Linked DNA regions of Homo sapiens: region 1 is linked to region 2. A link is a loop called in an ENCODE intact Hi-C map of the cell type or tissue named here. Cell type or tissue: mammary epithelial cell. All regions are shown on one strand. Each heading gives the region's core, and the rest is flanking DNA. Links, peaks and the distances in the headings are about the cores only.

What was found. A loop is a pair of places that touch in the nucleus more often than their neighbours do. Peaks named below come from ENCODE experiments on the same cell type or tissue, not always from the same donor. Only the 100,000 strongest peaks of a DNase experiment are listed, where the experiment ranks them.
Region 1: it touches region 2 in a loop (2.1-fold over the local background); 1 of 110 quality-filtered maps calls a loop at or near these places.

What each region holds. Positions count from the first base shown.
Region 1 is chr5:143,084,693-143,090,070 of GRCh38, forward strand. The region is part of intron 17 of ARHGAP26 (Rho GTPase activating protein 26); the gene reads left to right. Among named protein-coding and RNA genes, the nearest start is that of ARHGAP26-IT1, 110 kb to the right of the region's middle. In mammary epithelial cell, for the core only: no CTCF peak of the experiment used is centred there; a DNase peak (open chromatin) is centred at 2,599; H3K27ac peaks cover 1,390 bases.
Region 2 is chr5:143,006,669-143,012,046 of GRCh38, forward strand. The region is part of intron 11 of ARHGAP26 (Rho GTPase activating protein 26); the gene reads left to right. Among named protein-coding and RNA genes, the nearest start is that of ARHGAP26-AS1, 140 kb to the left of the region's middle. RefSeq lists an enhancer at 2,087-3,286. In mammary epithelial cell, for the core only: no CTCF peak of the experiment used is centred there; DNase peaks (open chromatin) are centred at 2,633 and 3,923; H3K27ac peaks cover 2,762 bases.

The DNA.
Region 1 (5,378 bases), core at 289-5,288, 78 kb after region 2:
TGCTTGTAGGGCACACAGTCACACCTCTTTGCCTTTGCTTATGCCAACATCTCCGTTAGAAATACTTTCTCCGCTGGGCGCGGTGGCTCATGCCTATAATCCCCACACTTTGGTGAGGCCGAGGTGGAAAGATCACGTGGTCAGGAGATGGAGACCATCCTGGCCAACGTGGTGAAACTCCGTCTCTACTAAAAATACAAAAATTAGCTGGGCGTGGTGGCGCGTGCCTGTAATCCCAGCTACTCAGGATGCTGAGGCAGGAAAATTGCTTGAACCAGGGAGACGGAGGTTACAGTGAGCCGAGATCGCGCCACTGCACTCCAGCCTGGGCAACAGAGCAAGACTCCATCTCAAAAAAAAAAAAAAAAAAAAAAAGAAACGCTTTCTGCACGGGTAGAGTTTCCTCTCCCTCACCCCATGCGTTGTGCGAATTGTGGTCCCGGCCCCGGAAACTCTTGATTCGCTTGTTTTTCTTCCTCTCTGTTAGAGGACAAGCTTCTTGATGATAGGCCCCAGTGTCTATCACATCATTTGTCCCACTCGGCCTGGCCTGCAGTAGGTGCTTCATAGAACATCCTCTGGTGGCAGATAGTAGGGGAGACATTCACCAGTTAGTCTCATATACATATGTGATGAAAAACAGAGGCAGAGCATAGGGTCTCTAATTTGGGGATAGGGGAGGTGGGTAATGTAAAGAAATTGAGAAATTAGTTGAGAAAAAAGAGGGGGACAAGAGGGAAGAGAGTTCCAGTTAATGGCATGTGTGAAGGCAAGCAGTGTCACAGGAGTACAGAGAGGAAAAGGTCAAGGTACAGATTAGCTTAGGAGAACGCGACAGAGGCAATAATGTAACTGCATATGATGATGAATTTTTAAGCCAGATAATTAGTCTGAGTTTTATAACTAGGCAGGCAACACTGAAAGTCAGAGCTGACTCTATTCATGCTGTCCCTGTCCCAGACTTTGAGGATAGCGGCAGCAGATGCAGAGCGCTCCACAGCATTGGTTCAGTTAAACCAAGTGTTTATCCATCTGGTTGGATTTGAGTGAGTGCCAAAAGTTAGCTGAGGATTCCCAGCCCTGAAGTGGCTGTGGGTACGAGGAAGGAAACAAACCTCCTTAACCGAAAGAATGTCCTGAATTTCAAACTCATTGGAAACCATCTTGGTTGCTCAGATTGTCTTACTTTTTAAAAAATGGTTTCTTATAATATTTAAATAGTTTTAGCTACATTTTCCCTATTATGCAAGGAAAGGTTTGACTTCCTAAGGCTGATAGATTTCCCATTAATAATTTTTTTCACAAAGAAACAAGGCAAAACCCTTGTTTTTATCCTAGTCTTTGACTGTCAGAGCTGGCCTTTCAGGGTTCCTTATGGTATCTGCTAATGGTGGCTTCTATCACCTGTAAAAGAACAGGAGTTGATCAGATCTTGTCATCAGATATGATGATAAGAAAAATGTTGGAAGAATGTTTTTCTCTCCAGAGTATCTGGAAAAAGAATTATTCCAGATGGCTATATTAAGTTGCATATAGCCATTCAAGGAACTAGAAAACTTCCAGTCCCCTCTGGCATTACTAAAATGACACAAACCCATTGTTGATCATTTTTCTAGAATTTTGACTGTGGGGGAAATAAACTTGGGCCTCCATCTTTATTTTTAGAGTCTTATACAAGCAACTTTTGCCAGCACACTTGGTTGGGTTCCTGAAGAGATGAGAAAGTAAGAAGTTGCTTCAACGAGCCATAAATTGGGAAATAAACTTGGGACTCCATCTTTATTTTTAGTGTATCATGTAAGCAAGTTTTGCCAGCATACTTGTTTGGGTCCCTGAATAGATGAGAAAGTAAGAAATGACTTCAAGGAGCCATAAATTCTAATCCTGGGTTCCTTTCACCTTGGACATTCTAGTCTGAAGAGTGAAATGCTCACTGCTCTAGGGTTTATTAGCTGGAGATTGAGCCAGTCTGCCTTGTATTAGTCAAGATGTTTTCTGTCTTTCTTAGCACTTAAGGCTGCTGGTGAGATGCTTTGGCTATAAATTTTCTTGTCCAGCCTAAGTCCACATCTTGAGTCTTCCCTCTCGCTCAGGGGTCTTATTACTACAGAACTAACTTTAGTTGATATGGAGGGGGGCCACTGGACATGACTGGTTCTTCCAGCACTCAGATATCCATGAATGTCTGCAGCCACATTAAAGTTTTGGATCCTCCCCGCCTACCCCCTACCTCCACTGTCTCAAATATTTATTGATATCGCCCATTTGGTGCAGCTCCCGCAATTCAGTCTGCTGAGTTTTACGAGCTTGCTAGATCATGTTCCAAAAAGATTCCCAAGCACTAAAGTGTTTGCCAGGGTCCTTGGCATTGTGACTCATGTGTGTTATCAGGGGCCTCAAATATACTATGCCTTAAGATTTGTGCAGAATTCAGAGTGTAGTCACTACCTCTTTAGAGTCCAGACTTCTCTGCTAATGAGGACCTGCTGAGGCATCAAGACATTAAATATGATTCCTTACATGCATTCAAATTAAGGTGTTGTAAGCCTCCCCTGTTTTCTCACACTGTGGGAAGCCAGAGCTGTTGCCACTTGTGCTATAAGAACTTGGTTCTTTCATTGGAATTAAAGGAATTTGCCCTTCAGCAACTATAAAAGGATGAGTATCTAACTGTTGTGTTTGTTTGGAAAGCAGTTTAGTGCCAGACAGGCATGCCTAATAGAGTTCAGGAGACTGCAGTCCCTCCTAACCCTTTTGTTTACTCATGGCCAAATTTAGTATATGCCAGCCCCTAACATCTGGCACTGTGCTCCCCATACCCTCTCCATTGCAGCCATAGTAGCCTTCGAGTTCTTCAGACATGCTCTCCTCCTCTGACCCTAGGGCTTTTGTCTGTTACCTATGCCAGAATACTCCTCCTCATCTAATTAACCCTGGCCCATTCTTTTTTTTTTTTTTTTTTTTTTTTTTGAGACGGAGTTTTGCTCTTGTTGCCCAGGCTGGAGTGCAATGGTGCGATCTCGGCTCACCGTCCACAACCTCCGCCTCCCAGGTTCAAGTGATTCTTCTGCCTCAGCCTCCCGAGTAGCTGGGATTACAGGCATGTGCCACCACGCCTGGCTAATTTTGTATTTTTAGTAGAGACGGGGTTTCTCCATGTTGGTCAGGCTGGTCTCGAACTCCTGACCTCAGGTGATACACCCGCCTCGGCCTCCCAAAGTGCTGGGATTACAGGCATGAGCCACCACGCCTGGCCTATCCTGGCCCATTCTTTAGAAGAGTGAGTCCTTCTCAAACATGAATCACCTGGGAAGCTTGTTAAAATGCAGGTTCTTCATTAGGGCTGGAAGGGTCCTGGGATGTGGCACTTCTAAAAGGTCTCACATAAAGCTGGTGCTACTGTTCCTCACGGAATCCTTCCCTAGTCTTCAGTTAAGTCAAAAGTTCCCCATTTTATGTGCTTCTGAGATTATATATCTGTCCTTCATAGGGCATTCTTCACAATTGCATATTTCCTTTTACTTGTGCCATTTTCTGATTAATGTTCATCATTTACACTAAACTGTAAGCCCTATGTGTGCAGTGACCACCTGTGATCTTTGCTCACGCTTTTGTTTTCAGAACTTGTTATAGTGGGACATATACGGTTGTACTATATATGTACTAGGATATACAGGTGAGTAGATGATGGTTGTATTGGCTGTTGACAGAATGGTTAAATATATTGTTCTGAGATGCCATGATGATCATAAAACTCAGGGGTTTGGACCAAATTGTTAAAAAAAAAAAGTGGTTATGTCTTTATTATTTTCAAGGTAAGGACCTCCTATAACATTTAAATTTCATGTGAAGCAGAAAGAACCCAAGATAATCTGAGACTGAAAAAAACTCATGATAATGCTGTAAATAAAGTTTCGGTGCCGCAAAAGGAATAGCACTCGAATATAAAATTTTCTTTATAATTCTCAGCAAGGCAAGTTACTTCTATAGAAGGCTGCGACCTTACAGATGGAGCAGCGGTGAGCGCACACTTTGGCAAGGGAGGGGAAGGGGTTTTTATCCCTGACATATGTGATCCCTGCCGCTGTGTCGTTCCCCTATTGGCTAGGGTTAGACTGTACAAGCTAAACAAATTCCGATTGGCTAATTTAAAGAGAGTGACGGGGTGAGTGGTTTGGCGGGAAAAATGGTTATGACAGAGCAGATAATCGGAATGAGTCAGGGGGTAGCAGGTAATGGGAATGAGTCAGGGTGGAGCAGGTAATTGGAATGAGTTAGGGTGGAGTAGGTAATCGGAATGAGTCAGGGTGGAGCAGGTAATTGAAAAAGGTTGCTTTACGAGGAAGTTAAGTTTAAAAGTAGAAGGCAAATAATTGAACATACTGACGTACTGATTCTTTGAAAATAAATTTAAAACTTATATCTAACAATCCCTCCTCTTGCATTTCCTTACAGCTTTCTTTTTAAACTTTTTAACGTGTCTTGGCTTAGTTGTTTTGCTGGATTTTCCAAAAGAAGAAGCTTCTCTGGATAAGGTGGAGGATAGTTAAGGGAGGTTTTAGTAAGTGCCATTTTTATGAGCCTCTGCACCAACCCACGGATGCATAGTGTGACACAGCACCCGACAAGAATAAGTACACCCATTATGGCTGCGAGGGAAGTAAGAATTGAGGCTATTATTCTTTTCCATTTACCGAACTACTTTCTATTCATGCTGTAAAGGGGTCATTTACCCCTGAGTTGTTGGCTAACTCATTGGACAGAGCAGTCAGACCTTGTAATGCCTTTGTTATACTTCCATCAGGGGTGGTGGTGTTTTGGGATGAAGGTACAACACTGAGTTTTAATCACGATACAAACTCTTCCTCTTTTTGCTACTATCATGTCTAAGGCTATCCTGTTTTCCCAAGCCATCTGGCTAGTGGCCCCTAATTGCTTAGCTATTCCTTTAACAACATCTCTAGTGTAGTTAGTAAATCACTGTTGGTTGTAATAGATCTAGTTTATCCAATCTACATTTTTATTAATTTTCACTCACCAAAATATTGACTCAAATTCTGCAGCTATTTTATTTCGGGCTTGAAATTGTTCTGGTATTCCCCATGGGACTCTAATTGTGTCTAAATAGACGTAAGAGTTGAAAGACCCATAAGGGCCTTCTCTCGCTTCACGATGTCTTATTTTTTTCTTTTTCTGGTTGATGAAATGCCAGGGTGAAAGGGATAGCCAATTGGACTAAAGCATAAGTGCCACTCCAGTTATTCGGCAGAGTGTCCAGTAAAGGTCCACCACAATACCACCACACATCCGTTTGGGGATGAACAAGGGCTGACTGATTGATGAGCTCTTGAAAATTCTTAAGCTCACTGCATCCTTTC
Region 2 (5,378 bases), core at 290-5,289:
GTGATGAGAGTCACATTTCTGATGGGAGGAGGAGGAAGAACCAATAGCTGGCTCCCTGGCTCTGACCCCTTGAGTTGAGACACATCCTTATTTACTCCAGGCTATTCATGCTTCAGATTCAAACAATTCCTTCCCAAAAGCTTTTCCAAGTGTGGCCTGTGGCCCATGGGTGAAAAGAGAAGTCCTGATCTAGAAAAATCATGTCCATTCATGGGTGGCATTCCACAGACTAAGGGTGTCTTACAGTAACTTCTCAGGGGTGTTATTAAAAGTTCCTAAGCCTGGGCACAGTGGCTCATGCCTGTAATCCTAGCACTTTGGGAGGCCGAGGCGGGTGGATTGCCTGAGCTCAGGAGTTCGGTGAAACCCCATCTCTACTAAAATACAAAAAATTAGCCAGGTGTGGCCTGTAGTCCCAGCTGCTCAGGAGACAGGTGAATCGCTTGAACCCAGGAGGCAGAAGTTGCAGTGAGCCGAGATCGCACCACTGCACTCCAGCCTGGTTGACAGCAAGACTCTGTCTCCGAAAAAAAAAAAAAAAAAAAAAAGTTCCTAAATTTAGCCTGTATTAGTGTTTGCCGAGCATTCTAATGTGTTCAACTGAGAAATCTGCCACAGAGTCTTTGGCAACCCTGGCCAGTTCTCTCTGTATGTGCTGATAGGTTTTAGGAGGGTTGTTTTTTGGGCATCCTAAAATGTCTCAAGCTGGTTGTGGTTTTTAATTACTGCCACACTTGTATTAATTGGAAGTTTGTAGAATTCCTGTTATGCTTAAATTGGGTGGAAATTTTGTTATTACATAATGGTTGCATTGTTGCCATTTTAATTACTGCTTAGCCTCTTTTGAGTTCTTTGTTAATTGGCAGGCTGTTTTTCCTCTGGAAAGCAGGACTGGGTGGAGAAGTTGTATGAAGTTGTGGCTGAGTACAGACTCTACTGTGCTCTGCCTAAATCGAATCCTGGCTCTGTAATTTGCTAGTATGTAACCTTTGGAAAGTTAATTAACCCATATGATGCTATGAAATAGAGGCAGGTGTAGTACCCCATAGGCTTGAGGATGAAATAAAATCATTCGTTTAAACGCTTAGTATGGTGTTTGGCACATAATTGATAGTGAAAAAGTGGTTGGTGGCAGGTGGCTATTTTTATGTTTGATTGCTGTTTTAAAAAAGATTAAGAACCATTGATTTAAACGTTGACCTTAGATTGTCTCCTTTCCTTTCCCTTCATCTCTTAATTAGTTTCAGTTGGTTATATTACATTGCCAACAAGACCAATGCCACAGGGTCCCTCAAATGACATTTCCCATCCTTAGCCATTTATCCCATAGGGGATACATTTCCATCACCAGAAGAGGCTTTTTGTTTTGTTTTTTTAAACACAAAGTGGGAAGAGAAGGAAGGAGGAAAATGACAGTGATGAAGATGAAAGTTAATCCTTATAGAATGTTCAATAGGCCATAGAATTTACATTCAGTGCTGTGTTGAATATTGTATATCTATGATTCCATTTAATTATTACAACAATCCTAAGTGGTGGAGAGTGTTACTATCCCCCTTTTTCAGATGGCAAGACTGAGGTCTAGGGATGATAACTGATGTGCATGTTAGCCAATAAACAGTAAAGTTGGACTTTGAACCTAAGCAGTAGATTACTACAAATCTGTCGCCACTGACAGACACAATTCAAAAGAGCAAGCTGTTTTGATTCTAGTGATGGTGGACCCACTTTGTCATGCAGAGGAGATGAGATGATATTCGATGGTGTAGAACCAGCCTGTTGTTTTAAGATGTTGACACATTGCCTTATTCAGTGTGTCTCCACATTGGTACATCAGGGGAACAGCCAGGTGGGAGGAGACTTGGAGAAAACCTCAGGGGATCATAGAGTTTGGATGTGCATTTGGGTAAAGATGGTGCAGTTTAGAGAGGAGCATCAGTTTTAAACAAATTTCCTTATGAACCTATTTCCCCAGCATCTTTATTTTGTCCAGATTTTGATCCAAAGTGTGGTATGGCTAAGCTCTAATGCAGCTGTGTGTGAAAGGGAAAAGTTAGATTGTTTTGTCAAATTTTTGCTTTACTTATGTCTTTAATATCTACATTTGAAAAACAAGCCTCTCTGTTTTCTCAGTATGGCTTGGATAATGGTAATAAAGGTACTCATAGAAAAATTCTGGGAATCCAGATGACTCTGTGTATTCTCTGTTAATTCTGTAGGGACATGTAAACTGAACTGGCTCAGCAGTGAACAGAATTTATTGCAAAATCACATCTTGGTGCAGAGGAAGCATATGAAGGCTTTCCTCGCCCTCCTTTGATTTATTAAATTGTACTTTCATTGCAGCTTCTGGGTAAGGACTCAGAATTGCAGTGCCCTGTGATTTGTATCAAAGAGCTACTCTCCCCCCCTGGTGTTTATCGTCAGGATCGAACCCTGTGGTTCAGAGAGAATATGAAGTGTTACTTCTATACTAGATGCCAGCTGGTTGCATGGGTTGGTGGTAAATACTCCAGGCTAGAATCAGAAGGCTGTTCCCAGTTTCATTTTCTTTCTGACTCAGGGCAAGTTCTTCCTTCCGGTGATTCACCTGCCCAGCTGCCCACAACATCTCACCTTTATCATCGTCAGCATCATCATCGTCGTCATTGTCATCATCGTCATCACAATGACTTATTGATCATGTGGTTAGTGGTTAAGTGCTTGGGCTCTGGAGACAGACCGTGGGAGTTCCTGTCTGGACTCTGCCCATTTCCAGCTGTCTGACCTTGGCCATGTGACCTAACTTCTCTAATGCCTCAGTTTTCTCATCTCTGTGAAAGGAATAATTAGGCTGGTATGAGAACCGAATAAGACAATGCACACAGAATGCTTGGCATGATGTCTGGCACATGGCAGGGGTTTTGTCATCATCATCATTATTAATTTCTATCTGTCATAATTATTCTTTAATGATTCTTAGATGGACCGTGATAAGATAAAGTAAACACATGTAATTTCTCTTCTTCAGAAGCATATACTTGAAAATAGATACTTGTTGGCACGGATCTTTAACAAATCTTCATATACAATGGTCAGTAGAAACTAGACTATACCTACATCAAAGTATAGAAACCCAAAGGAGATAATGTTCCCAAGTTTTAGAGTACTCAGATAGAGCTTAGCTTCAGTTGGGTTGTTGAAGGTGCATTAACTGTTTCAGTCTTCTGAGGAGCCACAGATCAGGCATTTAGTGCCCCTTGTCCGCTTGGGTTGCTCCTGGAGAGTTGAGTTCTATTGTATTAAGGTAGATGCTCTCAAGAGGCTTACCTGAAAGCATATAAATTTGAGATTGCTAATCATAAGACAAAGCTATGGTCAAAGTGATCTTTCAGGACATTGCTCTTGCCTCTGAACCTCAGTCTGATGCTAGTGGGCAACTGTGAGATCTGTAGAAGAAGGATAGCCCAGAGCAGACTGACCATTTCTAAAGGGTGAATTGCATGCTCTTTGCTTCTGTCAGTATAGAAGGTATTTATGAACCATAATACCAACCACTGGAGTGACTTGGTAGTGATATACATTTGCCACTGCCTAGAAAGGTAAAAGGGTATTGGAACATCCTTTTAGAGGCAAGATAGAATAGTACACCACTGACCAGCTCTGTGTCCTTAGACAAACTGTGTAACCACTCTGGGTCTCAGGTTCCATATCTCTAAAATGTGAATAATACTAGACCTCATCCATATGGTGGTTGCAAGGATTAGATGTTGCCATGTGTGGTGCTTGGTAAGTGCTAGGTAAACAAAACCATTCCTGCTTAGTGCTGTGACTGAGCCACCATCTGGTTGCTTCCCCACCCTGGGCCTTCTTTGTTGGGCCCTGTAGTCACAAAGTCCTGGTAAGCAGGATTTGTTAGCTTCATTTCAAAACTCATTCTCTTTGGCTCATTAACCCAAACCAGACAGAGATTAACAGCCTGGCCTCAGAGGAGCAGGTGAGTACATGTTTCTGGTGCCTTTGACTCATTGATTATCCTTCTCCAATTCAGGGAATGCTTGGGTGTTCCAGGAAGGGGTCTCCCGAGACCCAGGAAACCTTGAAAGAGAGTAATTTGGCACAAATTCATCTCCTAATGAAGGAGGGCTGGAAGTCCTGCATTTTACTATTCCTTCTGGATTTTGCCAGCTATAAATAGAAGCAAGGTTCCCTTGGATAGAATGTTTGAATTTACTAGGAGAAATGCAGGGATCAAGGATGGCTGAAGAAAAATACTTGCCAAAGTGTGGTCTTCTCTTCTGCACTTCCCTTGCCCAACTTTCCAAGGTTAGTGAATGCCGGTCAGCATGGATTGCTGGTCTTAGCTATTACACTGTGACCCATTTCACTCACAGGTCACAAGGCTCTGCAGGATCGGATTGCTGCCCCTCTGCCCTATCCTTATCTCCTACCCCTCTCTGCATTGCACTGATTGCTAATCACACTGGCCTTCTTCCTTCAAATGCAATGACTTTTCACCTTCCAAGGACCTGTACTTTCTGTTGGCACTAGCCCCCACGTCTTCCCAAGGAGGTACCCCTCATCATTCAGGCCTGGCGCAAACGTCATCTCTTCCGAGAGGCATTTCCTCGCCTAAAGTCCACAATAAACCCCCGCTTTTTTTTTTTTTTTTTTTTTACTTTCTCCAATGTACTTATCAATATTTGAAGTAATCATAAATGTGCATCTGTTTATTTCTGTTTTCTTCAGTAATTGGAAAGTTTTATGAGAGCAGAGATTACAGATGTCTAGTTCATCTGTATCCCCAGCACCTGGAACGTTGCCTGACCATTATAAGCACACAGTAAATATTTGTTAAATACATGGATAAGTAAACGAATTGCAAGCAACATGGGAAATTATTATTTAGGAGGTCTTCAAACTTTTCAAAGCCGCTATGCCCTTCCTCAATAGCCACATGAGTAAAATGGATAAAAGCCAAGGGAGGGGTCATTTGGTCTTAGCTTCTCTCCAACCCCTTTGTTTGTGCAGGTGCTGTGTGGCTCAATTTGGAAACCATGATCTAGCTCAAGTTCATTTATATAGATGATAAAGATGCTGCTGAGGGAGAGTGGGCCACTGTGTTTCCTCTTTTAAGTAGAAATTACACAACCTCTATGTCAGCCTCCACCTAGACTTCGTGGTGACTTTTGCCCTCCCCTCAAATTCCATGAATGTTAAGCATTTCTTTTCTCAGTAGTAGAGTCCAAAGCGCTTGCATTGTGTTGTGCTGTTTCAGTATATTTCTTTGGCACAGTCTCATTTGATGTTCACATCAGCTCTGGCTGAGTTAGTCAGAAAAACCTATCATCGCCCACATTTTATAGATGAAGAAATTAAAGTTCAGCAAGATGAAGTTA